2 separate regions of the Homo sapiens genome follow, and region 1 is linked to region 2. A link is an interaction called in ENCODE POLR2A ChIA-PET data of the cell type or tissue named here. Cell type or tissue: GM12878. All regions are shown on one strand. Links, peaks and the distances in the headings refer to the core of each region. The heading gives the core; the rest is flanking DNA.

The links. Peaks named below come from ENCODE experiments on the same cell type or tissue, not always from the same donor. Only the 100,000 strongest peaks of a DNase experiment are listed, where the experiment ranks them.
Region 1: POLR2A ChIA-PET joins it to region 2 with 6 read pairs; 2 of 35 experiments call an interaction of 5 or more read pairs at or near these places.

What each region holds. Positions count from the first base shown.
Region 1 is chr7:74,640,320-74,647,111 of GRCh38, forward strand. No RefSeq gene overlaps it. Among named protein-coding and RNA genes, the nearest start is that of GTF2I, 14 kb to the right of the region's middle. RefSeq lists silencers at 3,129-3,208, 3,429-3,488. In GM12878, for the core only: no CTCF peak of the experiment used is centred there; a DNase peak (open chromatin) is centred at 3,054; H3K4me3 peaks cover 765 bases; H3K27ac peaks cover 1,264 bases.
Region 2 is chr7:74,090,090-74,094,123 of GRCh38, forward strand. The region is part of intron 2 of LIMK1 (LIM domain kinase 1); the gene reads left to right. Among named protein-coding and RNA genes, the nearest start is that of LIMK1, 8.3 kb to the left of the region's middle. RefSeq lists enhancers at 45-545, 546-1,046, 2,702-3,243, 3,167-3,276, 3,937-4,034. In GM12878, for the core only: no CTCF peak of the experiment used is centred there; DNase peaks (open chromatin) are centred at 2,427 and 3,032; H3K4me3 peaks cover 1,833 bases; H3K27ac peaks cover 2,483 bases.

The DNA.
Region 1 (6,792 bases), core at 1,825-4,324, 550 kb after region 2:
GTTCACAGCTCATTTCACTTTGCTTGAAACAAAGTATAAGCTTTCAGTTGGGGAGGAGTGTTGCTTGTTTACTACTTTTCAATTCATTAGTAGAAGAGATAAAATTGTGCCTTATGTTTTACCTCATGGTAGGGCCCAGAACAATGCAATCTGGAAATAAGTACACCTGTTTTAATTTTTTTGCACTTTTTGTGTGTGTGGAGACAGGATCTCCCTATGTTGTCCAGGCTGGTCTCAAACTCCTGGGCTCCAGCCATCCTCCCACCTCTGCCTCCCAAAGTGCTGGGATTACAGCATGAGCCACCACGCCTAGCCTATATTTTATTATTTTATTTTAGTTTACTTTAGTTTCTATTTATTTATTTATTTATTTTTGAGACAGCGTCTCACTCTGTTGCCCAGGCTACAGTGCAAAGACATGATCTCAGCTCACTGCAACCTCCGCCTCCCGGGTTCAAGTGATTCTCCTGCCTCAGCCTCCCGAGTAGCTGGGACTACAGGCACCCACCACCACGCCAAGCTAATTTTTATATTTTTAATAGAGACGGGGTTTTACCATGTTGGCCAGGATGGTCTCAATCTCTTGACCTCGTGATCTGCCCGCCTCGGCCTCCCAAAGTGCTGGGATTACAGGCATGAGCCACTGCGCCCAGCCAGTTTACTTTAGTTTCTTTTTTTCCTCTCTTTAAATTTTTTATGCACAAGTAGATTTTTTATTTTTCTTTTGAGACAGGGTTTCTAGCACCAGGCTGGAGTATACTGGTGCAATCATGGCTCACTGCAGCCTCTAACTCCTGACCTTAGGCAGTCCTCTTACCTTACCTCAGTAACATGATATAGGTTGTTTTTTTGTTTGTTTGTTTGTTTTTTGTTTGTTTGTTTTTTTTTTTTGAGACGGAGTCTCCCTCTGTCGCCTAGGCTGGAGTGCAGTGGCACGATCTCGGCTGACTGCAAGCTCCGCCTTCCGGGTTCACGCCATTATCCTGCCTCAGCCTCTTGAGTAGCTGGGACTACAGGTGCCTGCCACCACGCCCGGCTAATTTTTTGTATTTTTAGTAGAGACAGGTTTTCACCGTGTTAGCCAGGATAGTCTTGATCTCCTGACCTCATGATCTGCCCACCTCAGCCTCCCAAAGTGCTGGGATTACAGGCGTGAGCCACTGCGCCGGGCAATATAGGTTTTTATAAGAATTAAATCTATTATCAAGCCAGGTGTGGCCGCTCATGCCTGTAGTCCCAGCACTTTGGGAGGCCAAGGCAGGCGGATCCCCTGAGGTCAGGAGTTCGAGACCAGCCTGGCCAACATGGTGAAACCCCGTCTCTGTTAAAAATACAAAAATTAGCTGGGCATTGTGGCAGGCAACCTATAATCTCAGCTACTTGGGAGGCTGAGGCAGGAGGAGTGCTTGAGCCCAGGGCAAGGCTACAGTGAGCTGTGATCACATCAGTGCTCTCTAGCATGGGAGAGAGAGTGAGACCCTGTCTCTCAAAAAAACAAACAAACTATGATAACTGAATAATAAAAAGACAAGCAACCTTCACAAAATGGGCAAGAAACACACATGACCAATGAGCAAAAGATGCTCCACTTCGTCTGTTATTAGGGTAATGCAAATCAGAATTACAGTGAGATATCTTTCATACCCATAGCAATCAGACAGGAAAAAGCAAAAGCAGAAAATAAGTATTGACAAGGATGTGGAGACACTGGAACCCTAGCGCATTGCTGGTGGGAGTGGAAAAATCATGCAGCCACTGTGGTACTTTGATGGTTCCTCAAAAAGTTAAATATAAAATTACCATGCGAGGCTGGGCACAGTGACTCACGCCTGTAATCCCAGAACTTTGAAAGGCCGAGGTGGGAGGATTGCTTGAGGTCAGGAGCTTGAGACCAGCTTAGCCAACATAGTAAAATCCCGTCTCTACTAAAAATACAAAAATTAGCCAGGCGTGGTGGGACTGTAGGTGGGACTACAGTCCCAGCTACTTGGGAGGTTGAGGCACTGCACTGCAGCCTGGGTGACAGAGTGAGAGAGACTTTGTCTCAAAAAAAAAAAAGAAAAAAGAAAAAGAAAAATGTCATGTGAGGCTGGGCATGGTGGCTCACGCCTGTAATCCCAGCACTTTGGGAGGCTGAAGTCGGAGGATTGCTTGAGGCCAGGATATCAAGACCAGTCTGGGCAACATAGTAAGACCCCATCTCAATTTTTTTTTTTTTTTTGAGACAGAGTCTCACTCTGGAGTACAGTGGCGTGATCTCGGCTCACTGCAACCTCCACCTCCGGGTTCAAGCGATTCTCCTGTCTCAGCCTCTCAAATAGCTGGTATTACAGGTGTGCACCACCATGCCCGGCTAATTTCTGCATTTTTAGTAGAGACGGGGTTTTACTATGTTGGCCAGGCTAGAAAAATATTTTTTTAATTAAAAAAAAAAGAATTAGGGACCGGGCGCGGTGACTCACGCCTGTAATCCCAGCACTTTGGGAGGCCGAGGTGGGCGGATCATGAGGTCAGGAGCTCGAGACCAGCTTGGCCAACATGGTGAAATCCCATTGCTACTAAAAATACAAAAATTAGCTGGGCATGGTGGCTTGCACCTATAATCCCAGCTACTCAGGAGGCTGAGGCAAGAGAATCGCTTAAACCCTGGAGGCAGAGGTTGCAGTGAGCTGAGATCACGCCATTGCACTCCAGCGTGGGTGACAGAGCGAGACACCGTCTCAAAAAAAAAAAAAAGGTTAAAATGGCAAATTTCATGTCATGTATATTTTGCAAAAAGGAAAACAAATCCACACCAAACTGAGACTTTTTCTTCAACTAGTTAGAATGAGATTAAGTTAAAGGGAAACCTTTTCACGGTTTACTCCAGTGCCCTGTGGTTGCGCATGGAGGCAGGCTGGCTGGCTCAACACGACTGAGATCGGGATTACGGAGGTAACTCATGCTAACCAAGCTCCTACAGACTGAACTATAAAACTAGAGCACCTTTCCCCCATGCACAGTTTATAAGGGGAAACAGAATTGTCAGCTGGACTTAACAGAGCTTTCGTTCTAAGCTGTTTACGTTCTCTCCGTCTGCCAACTGCATGCATGGAAATCCCCATAGGGCGGCAGCTGCCCAGGGAAGGGATTGCATTAGGATTTAGCAATGTCATCGGTCCTGTCCCCCACCTCCTCATACTGGGGTACCCTCCCGAACACTCCCTTGCCCCACATACTTGTGGGATTTCAGAACCAGTGGGGAAGGGCACGGCTCTGAGTGCAGGGCGGAGGAGGACTTCCGCCACCTGGAAACCGAGGGCCTGGGGCTGCAGGGGAAGTGACCAGTGTCTGTGCTGCCAGGGAGCCCTGGGAGGTGGCCATTCAGAGGAGGGCAGCGGCGGGGGAAGGTGCCCACAGGCCACCAAAGGCCACAGCAGGCGCAAGGGCTTGGGGCCAGGAGGGACAGCCCTAAAGCCACCGTGAAAAGGATAGCCCTGGACAGCCAGGCTGACGCAGGAGAGAGAAAAAGATCTCGGTGTTGGAAGAGAGAGAGAGAGAGAGAGAGAGAGAGAGAGAGAGAGAGAGACACTAATTATTGGGGTGGGGAGGGCATTTCTCACTGTTGATTTTTAACACCGAAGACATTAAGAAAAAAAAAATTGTACTCCAGCCTGGGCAACAGAGTGAGACTCTGTCTCAAAAAACAGAAAAAGAAAAAAATTGGTAAGTTTCACTATGTAAAAATGAAACTTCAGTATAACGATACAAAAAAAGGCCGGGCACGGTGGCTCATGCCTGTAATCCCAGCACTTTGGGAGGCGGAGGTGGGAGGATCACCTGAGGTCAGGAGTTCGAGACCAACCTGGCCAACATGGTGAAACCCCGTTTCTACTAAAAAAAAATACAAAATTAGCTGGGCGTGGTGGCAGGCGCCTGTAATCCCAGCTACTCGGGAGGCTGAGGCAGGAGAATTGCTTGAACCCAAGAGGCAGAGTTTACAGTGAGCTGAGATCACGCCACTGCACTCTAGCCTGGACAACAGAACGAGACTCTGTCTCAAAAAAAAAAAGCCACAAAAAGTCAAAAGACAAACAGCTACACATAACAAACAAAAGGCTTTTTTAAAGATAGGGTCTTGTTCTATCACCCAGGCTGAGTGCAGTGGTGCAACCTCAGCTCACTGCAGCCTCTGCCTCCCAGGCTCAAGCGATTCTCCTGCCTCAGCCTCCCAAGTAGCTAGGATTACAGGCATGCACCATCACACCCAGCTAATATTCCTATTTTTAGTAGAGATGGGGTTTCACCAGGCTGGTCTCAAGCTCCTGACCTCAGGTGATCCACCCACCTCGGCCTCCCAAAGTTCTGGGATTATAGGTGTGAACCACTGCATTGGGCCTTTCTTTTTTCATGTATAAAGCGCTTATACAAGAGAGTAAGGGAAAAAAGCAAAAGACCTGGACTGGGCGCGGTGGCTCACGCCTGTAATCCCAGCACTTTGGGAGGCTGAGGTGGGTGGATCACCTGAGGTCGGGAATTCGAGAGCAGCCTGACCAACATGGAGAAACCCAGTCTCTAGTAAAAACACAAAATCAGCCAGGCGTGGTGGCACATGCCTGTAATCCCAGCTACTCGGGAGGCTGAGGCAGGAGAATTGCTTGAACCCAGGAGGCAGAGGTTGTGGTGAGCTGAGATCACACCATTGCACTCCAATGTGGGCGACAGAGCAAAACTCGGTCTCAAAAAACAAACAAACAAAAAAAGCAAAAGACCAAATTGTGAAATGCAAAAGACATCATGAATATTGTTCGCAGAAACAGAAATGCAAATGGTTAATAAAAATATAAAAAGATGCCCAACTTTGCTCACAATTAATGTACATGTCAGAATTGCTATAAAATGCTACTTTCCCCCAGAAATGGGAAGGTATGGAGGATATGGACATTCTCTTTTATTTTCTTTTTTTTTTAAGACAGAGCCTTGCTCTGTCACCTAGGCTGGAGTGCAACAGCATGATATTGACTCACTGCAAACTCTGCCTCCTGGGTTCAAGCAATTCTTCTGCCTCAGCCTCCCGAGTGGCTGGGATTACAGGCACCCACCAACACACCTGGCTGATTTTTGCATTTTTAGTAGAGACAAAGTTTCATCATGTTGGCCGGGCTGGTCTCTAACGCTTGACCTCGTGATCCGCCTGCCTCGGCCTCTCAAAGTGCTGGGATTACAGGTGTGAGCTACCGCGCTGGGCCGATATGGACATTTTCATACCCTGTTCATTGTACAGTGGTCCAATCTTTTTGGAAAGAAAATTGGCAATGTGTATCAAAATTTTAGGTGCACAGATCCTTTGATAATGTTGATGCTAAGAATTTGCTTTAAAGATATACTCATGGATGGCTGGGTGCGGTGGCTCACGCCTGTAATCCCCACACTTTGGGAGGCCGAGGCGGGCGGATCACGAGGTCAGGAGATTGAGACCAGCCTGGCTAACACAGTGAAACCCCGTCTCTACTAAAAATACAAAAACAAAATTAGCTGGGCGTGGTGGCAGGCACCTGTAGTCCCAGCTACTCGGGAGGCTGAGGCAGGAGAATGGAGTGAACCTGGGAGGCGGAGCTTGCAGTGAGCTGAGATCATGCCACTGCACTCGAGCCTGTGCAACAGAGCAAGACTCCCTCTCAAAAAAAAAAAAAAAAAGATATACTCATTGCCAGATGCCGTGGCTCACCCCTGTAATCCCAGCACTTTGGGAGGCTGAGGTGGAAGGATCACTTGAGCCCAGGAGTTTGAGACTAGCCTGGCCAACATGGCAAAACCCTATCTCTACGAAAATACAAAAATTAGCTGGGTGTGGTGGCGGATGCCTGTAATCTCAGCTACTCAAGAGGCTACGGCACAAGAATTGCTTGAACTCAGGAGGCAGAGGTTGCCATGAGCTGAGATTGTGCCACTGCACTCCAGACTGGGTGACACAGTGAGACTCCGTCTTAAAAAAAAAAAAAAAAGATATAAGAGAATGCCAAGCCAATTAACATTGCAAAAATATAAGAAACAACTTAGGCTGGGCGCGGTGGCTCACGCCTGTAATCCCAGCACTTTGGGAGGCCGAGACGGGCGGATCACGAGGTCAGGAGATCGAGACCATCCTGGCTAACACGGTGAAACCCCATCTCTACTAAAAATACAAAAATTAGCCGGGCGTGGTGGCGCGCTCCTGTAGTTCCAGCTACACGGGAGGCTAAGGCAGGAGAATGGTGTGAACCCGGAAGGCGGAGCTTGCAGTGAGTCGAGATCGCGCCACTGCACTCCAGCCTGGGCGACAGAGCGAAACTCCGTCTCAAAAAAAAAAAAAAAAAGAAAAAAAAAAAAAAGAAACAACTTAAATGTTCATCATTAGGGGACTGGTTAGAAAAATATGCATAGTATGATCTCATTTTTATACACATTAAAAGGATGTGTGTGTGCCAGTACAGGTTTTTGTTTGTTTGTTTCCTGAAAGGATGTCTTTGATTACAGGTACTAGAGGACTAAGAGAGTACACTCCCCCTTTTAAAAATCATATTCATGGCCCGGCGCGGTGGCTCACGCCTGTAATCCCAACACTTTGGGAGGCTGAGGCGGGCAGATGACCTGAGGTCAGGTGTTCGATATCAGCCTGGCCAACATGGTGAAGCCCCGTCTCTACTAAAAATAAAAAAATTAGCCGAGCCAGGTGGTGCATGCCTGTGATCCCAGCTAACTCGGGAGGCTGAGGCAAGAGAATCGTTTGAACCCGGGTAGCAGAGGTTGCAGTGAGCTGAGATCATGTCATTG
Region 2 (4,034 bases), core at 1,535-4,034:
GGAAGCCAGGTGCAGTGGCTCACGCCTGTAATCCCAGCACTTTGGGAGGCCAAGGCAGGCAGATCACCTGAGGTCGGGAGTTTGAGACCAGTCTGGCCAACATGGTGAAACCCCATCTCTACTAAAAATACAAAAATTAGCCGGGCCTGTTGGTGGGCGCCTGTAATCCCAGCTACTCAGGAGGCTGAGGCAGAAGAATCGCTTGAACCCGAGAGGCAGTGATTGCAGTGAGTCAAGATCGCGCCACTGCACTCTAGCCTGGGTGACAGAGCAAGACTCCATCTCGAAAAAAAAAAGTCTCAATATGGGGAAAGATCCACTAGAAGTAAGAGCCATGGCTTCTACCTCGTGGCTTGTGGGTGTGATACTCCCAACAGTCCCCAAAGCTGGTGGTCCTCACCGCGTGACAGTGAGCAGAGCAGCTCAGAGGGGGTCACTGCTCACCTGGGTGCATGGCTGACCACAGCCAGGCTGGCTCTCAGTGGGATGCCCAAGGTGCTAGACTCTGCTTAGTCTCCCTCGGGCCCTGGGCTTGAGGCATTGGGCCCGGCCCAGACCTCATTTCATGCACTGAGACCTTTGTTCCAGGGCCCCTCACCCCTCTGAAGGTGTTCGGGCAGGGGCAATGTGATAAGGCCATGAGGGGTCTGCAGCCTCCAGCCCCACTGGGGAGGTGGCCAGTGATTTCCACTTTCCTGGCCCCTCTGCATGCCCCTCCCAGTGGAACTTCCTAGGGTCCCTGAGTCAGTCACTTGCAAATAATTATGGCGTGCCCACTCTGCATTAGGCCCCTCTCACAACAACCCAGTAAGGGGGTGCTATTTATTTATTAAAGCGATTTTTTTTTTGAGTCTCGCTCTGTCGCCCAGGCTGGAGTGCGGTGGCGCAATCTCGGCTTACTGCAAGCTCTGCCTCCCGGGTTCACACCATTCTCCTGCCTCAGCCTCCCAAGTAGCTGGGACTACAGGCGCCCACCACCACACCCGGCTAATTTTTTTTTGTTTGTTTGTATTTTTAGTACAGACGAGGTTTCGCTGTGTGAGCCAGGATGGTCTCGATCTCCTGACCTCGTGATCCGCCCACCTCAGCCTCCCAAAGTGCTGGGATTACAGGCGTGAGCCACCGTGCCCGGCAATATTAAAGCGATTTTAAGGCCAAGGCTGGTAACTCACGCCTGTAATCCCAGCACTTTGGGAGGCTGAGGCAGGAGGACTGCTTGAGGCCAGGAGTTTGAGATCAACCTAGGCAACATAGTGAGACTCCATCTCTACAAAAAAATTAGCCAGGCGTGGTGGTGCGTACCTGTAGTCCCAGCTACTCAGGAGGCTGAGATGGGAGGATCATTTGAACCCAGGATGTCGAAGCTGCAGTGAGCTGTGATCACGCCACTGCACTCTGGCCTGGGCAACAGAGCGAGACACTGTCTCAAATTTTTAAAAAGCGATTTTACAAATGAGGTGCAGAGTTCAGTCACTTGCCAAAAGTCTCACAGCGCGTGAGGAGTAGAATCAGGACTCGAACCGAGGCAGCCTGGCTTCAGAGCCTACAGTGTAACCACAGCTTAGTCCCACACCTCCCAGACCAACAGGGTCCCTGCCTTCTAGTGGGCAAGACACTCAGTGAACAAATGTAGTGTCAGGTATTGGGGGACAGCACTCTCAGGAAGTGATGTTTAAGGGACAGAATTGAAGGGAGCAGTGTTTAGAGGATGTCGGGGGTAGGGCCGGTGCATGTGCAAAGGCCTTGGGGTGGGAATGTGCTTGGCACAACTGAGGACCACAAAGCCAGCGTGCGGGAGTGCAGTCAGTGGCCAGGGGTGCATAGAGCCTTGTGGGCCCCGTGGAAGGTGCCGTTGGCTGTACAGCTTTTTTTTTTTTTTTTTTTTTTTTTTTTTGAGACAGAGTCTCGCTTTTGTTGCCCAGGCTGGAGTGCAGTGGCGTGATCTCAGCTCACTGCAACCTCCGCCTCCCGGGTTCAAGCGATTCTCCTGCCTCAGCTTCCTGGTAGCTGGGACTACAGGCGCCCACCACCACACCTGGCTAATTTTTGTGTTTTTAATAGAGACGGGGTTTCACCATGTTAGCCAGGCTGGCCTCAAACTCCTGACCTCAAGCGATCTGTCTACCTCAGCCTCCCAAAGTGCTGGGGTTACAGGCATGAGCCACTGCGCACAGGCAGCTGTGCATCTTTGAATGTCATAACCTGAGCATCTGAGAGCTGCTCCTGTCCCCTGGCCCCTGCTCTTGAGGAAGTCCCACGCTGATAGGACAGACAGGGTCATAAGTGCTGTGATGGGGGCCTGCAGGCTGCTGGAGGGCTCAGCCGGGACCAGATGCTGCCCCTCTTTGTAGAGTGGGACAATTGCTGCAGGCCCATGGGACCTCTGGTATTAGCCCTGAGGGTTGTCACTCCGGGGCCTGCCCCTTTCTGTGTTCTGACCTCCCAGCCCCTTGCAGGCCCTGCCTCCCGGAAGGTTATGACCAGGCTTGGACTGGTCCAGGCTTCCCTTTGGCTCACATACTGCCTCTGCGAGGTCCCCTCCAGGAAGCCTCCTGTGCACAACCCCCAGGGCTGCCGCATCCCTGGTAGCATCTCCTTGGCAGCTGGGTGGGCTGGCCCTGGGCAAGGAGGGCTGAGCATGCTGCTGGCCTGTGGGGTTGGAGCAGCGGCGGGATGCAACCTCCCTTTCTTCAGGGGACCTTTTTGGCGAAGACAAACTGTCCATAGGAAGTCGACCTCTGTTCCCTTGGGGGCAGCAGTGGAAGAGGCAGCTGCTTTTGAGCTTGTCCCTGTCCCCAGAGAAGCCTGAGGCCTTCAGTGCCGTTGCCAGGGCCGAGGCTGAGGAGCCTACAGCGTGTGTTCAGGACTGAGGGCCAGGGACGGGCCACAGGCTCCCTGCCTGGGGTCCAAGCCTAGATCGCTCGCTCCCCACCCGCACCAAAGCCCAGGCAAAGGGTGCTTCAGCCACTTCCTGTTGCAGGCTCAGACCAAGTCCCCTGGCACCCACGCGGCTGCAGCCTCCTCCTGTGCGCTGCAGCCACGCTGGCCCCACCCTCTGCAGCCTCCAATCCTGAGCCCCTGAGGGAGGATGGGGAAGCAGCTGGTCTGGCCACCCCTGCCCTCCCTTAGACCTCCAGAGCCCCCAGTGTAGCCACAGAGGATGCTGTTGGCTTCAGCCCCAAGAAGACGCCGCTTCCTCCAGAGGGCTAAGTAAGTGGGAATCCCCCTCCCTACTTGTCCTGGGCTCCAGGCAGGGCCCCTGGTGTAAGGCCTGGGGCTGGAAGCCGACCCACCTAGGTCCAGGCTCTGGGGCAGAACTGAAACTCCTTGGTTACTGTCGGCTGCAGCCTGGGAGCAGGCCACTGCCAAAGCTGTGGGTCCTTCCAGGACAGTCTCCCCATGAGGCCGGTCCTCCACCTGCTGTTTCTTCACACCTGGTGGCCAGGGATGTGGCCCTGGGTAGAACGATGATTCTCCACTCCTGTCATTATGGAAGCCACCGCTGTCTCCCAGCCCAGCCAGCCACCTGGGCTGCAGAGCACCCCTTTCATGCCCTCCGGGTGCCTCCCCCTTCTCCTGCCCCAGCCTGGCTTTGTCCTACCCTGCTCTCAGGGAGGGGTACCCTGGAGTGGGGCCAGGGCATGGCTCTCCCCCGAGGGAGTTCCTCTCTGGCTGTCCCCAGGGCAGCTCTGCACAGCCTCAGTACCTGGCGCACCTCCCTTGACATCCTTCTTAGGGACAGTCAGGCACTCTGTGTGGGGCACTCAAGAGAGCCAGGCCCGTCAGCCTCTAGCTCCTGCCAGAATGCAGGCCTGAGGGGTGAGGGGCGGGGCAGGGGCAGGGACAGGAACTCCGGCGTGCTCTCCATCCGCAAAGGTTCACTGAGGCCCCGAGCCCCAGCCACTGAGCCACCAAGTCAGCCTGGGCCAGGCCTGGGTGCCCTGTCTGCAATGGAGGCAGAGACGGGGTCTCGGGGCAGTTCTGAGGATGCTGGGTGCACAGCGGGGGCCTCGCCGGCAGGAATCACTTATGCT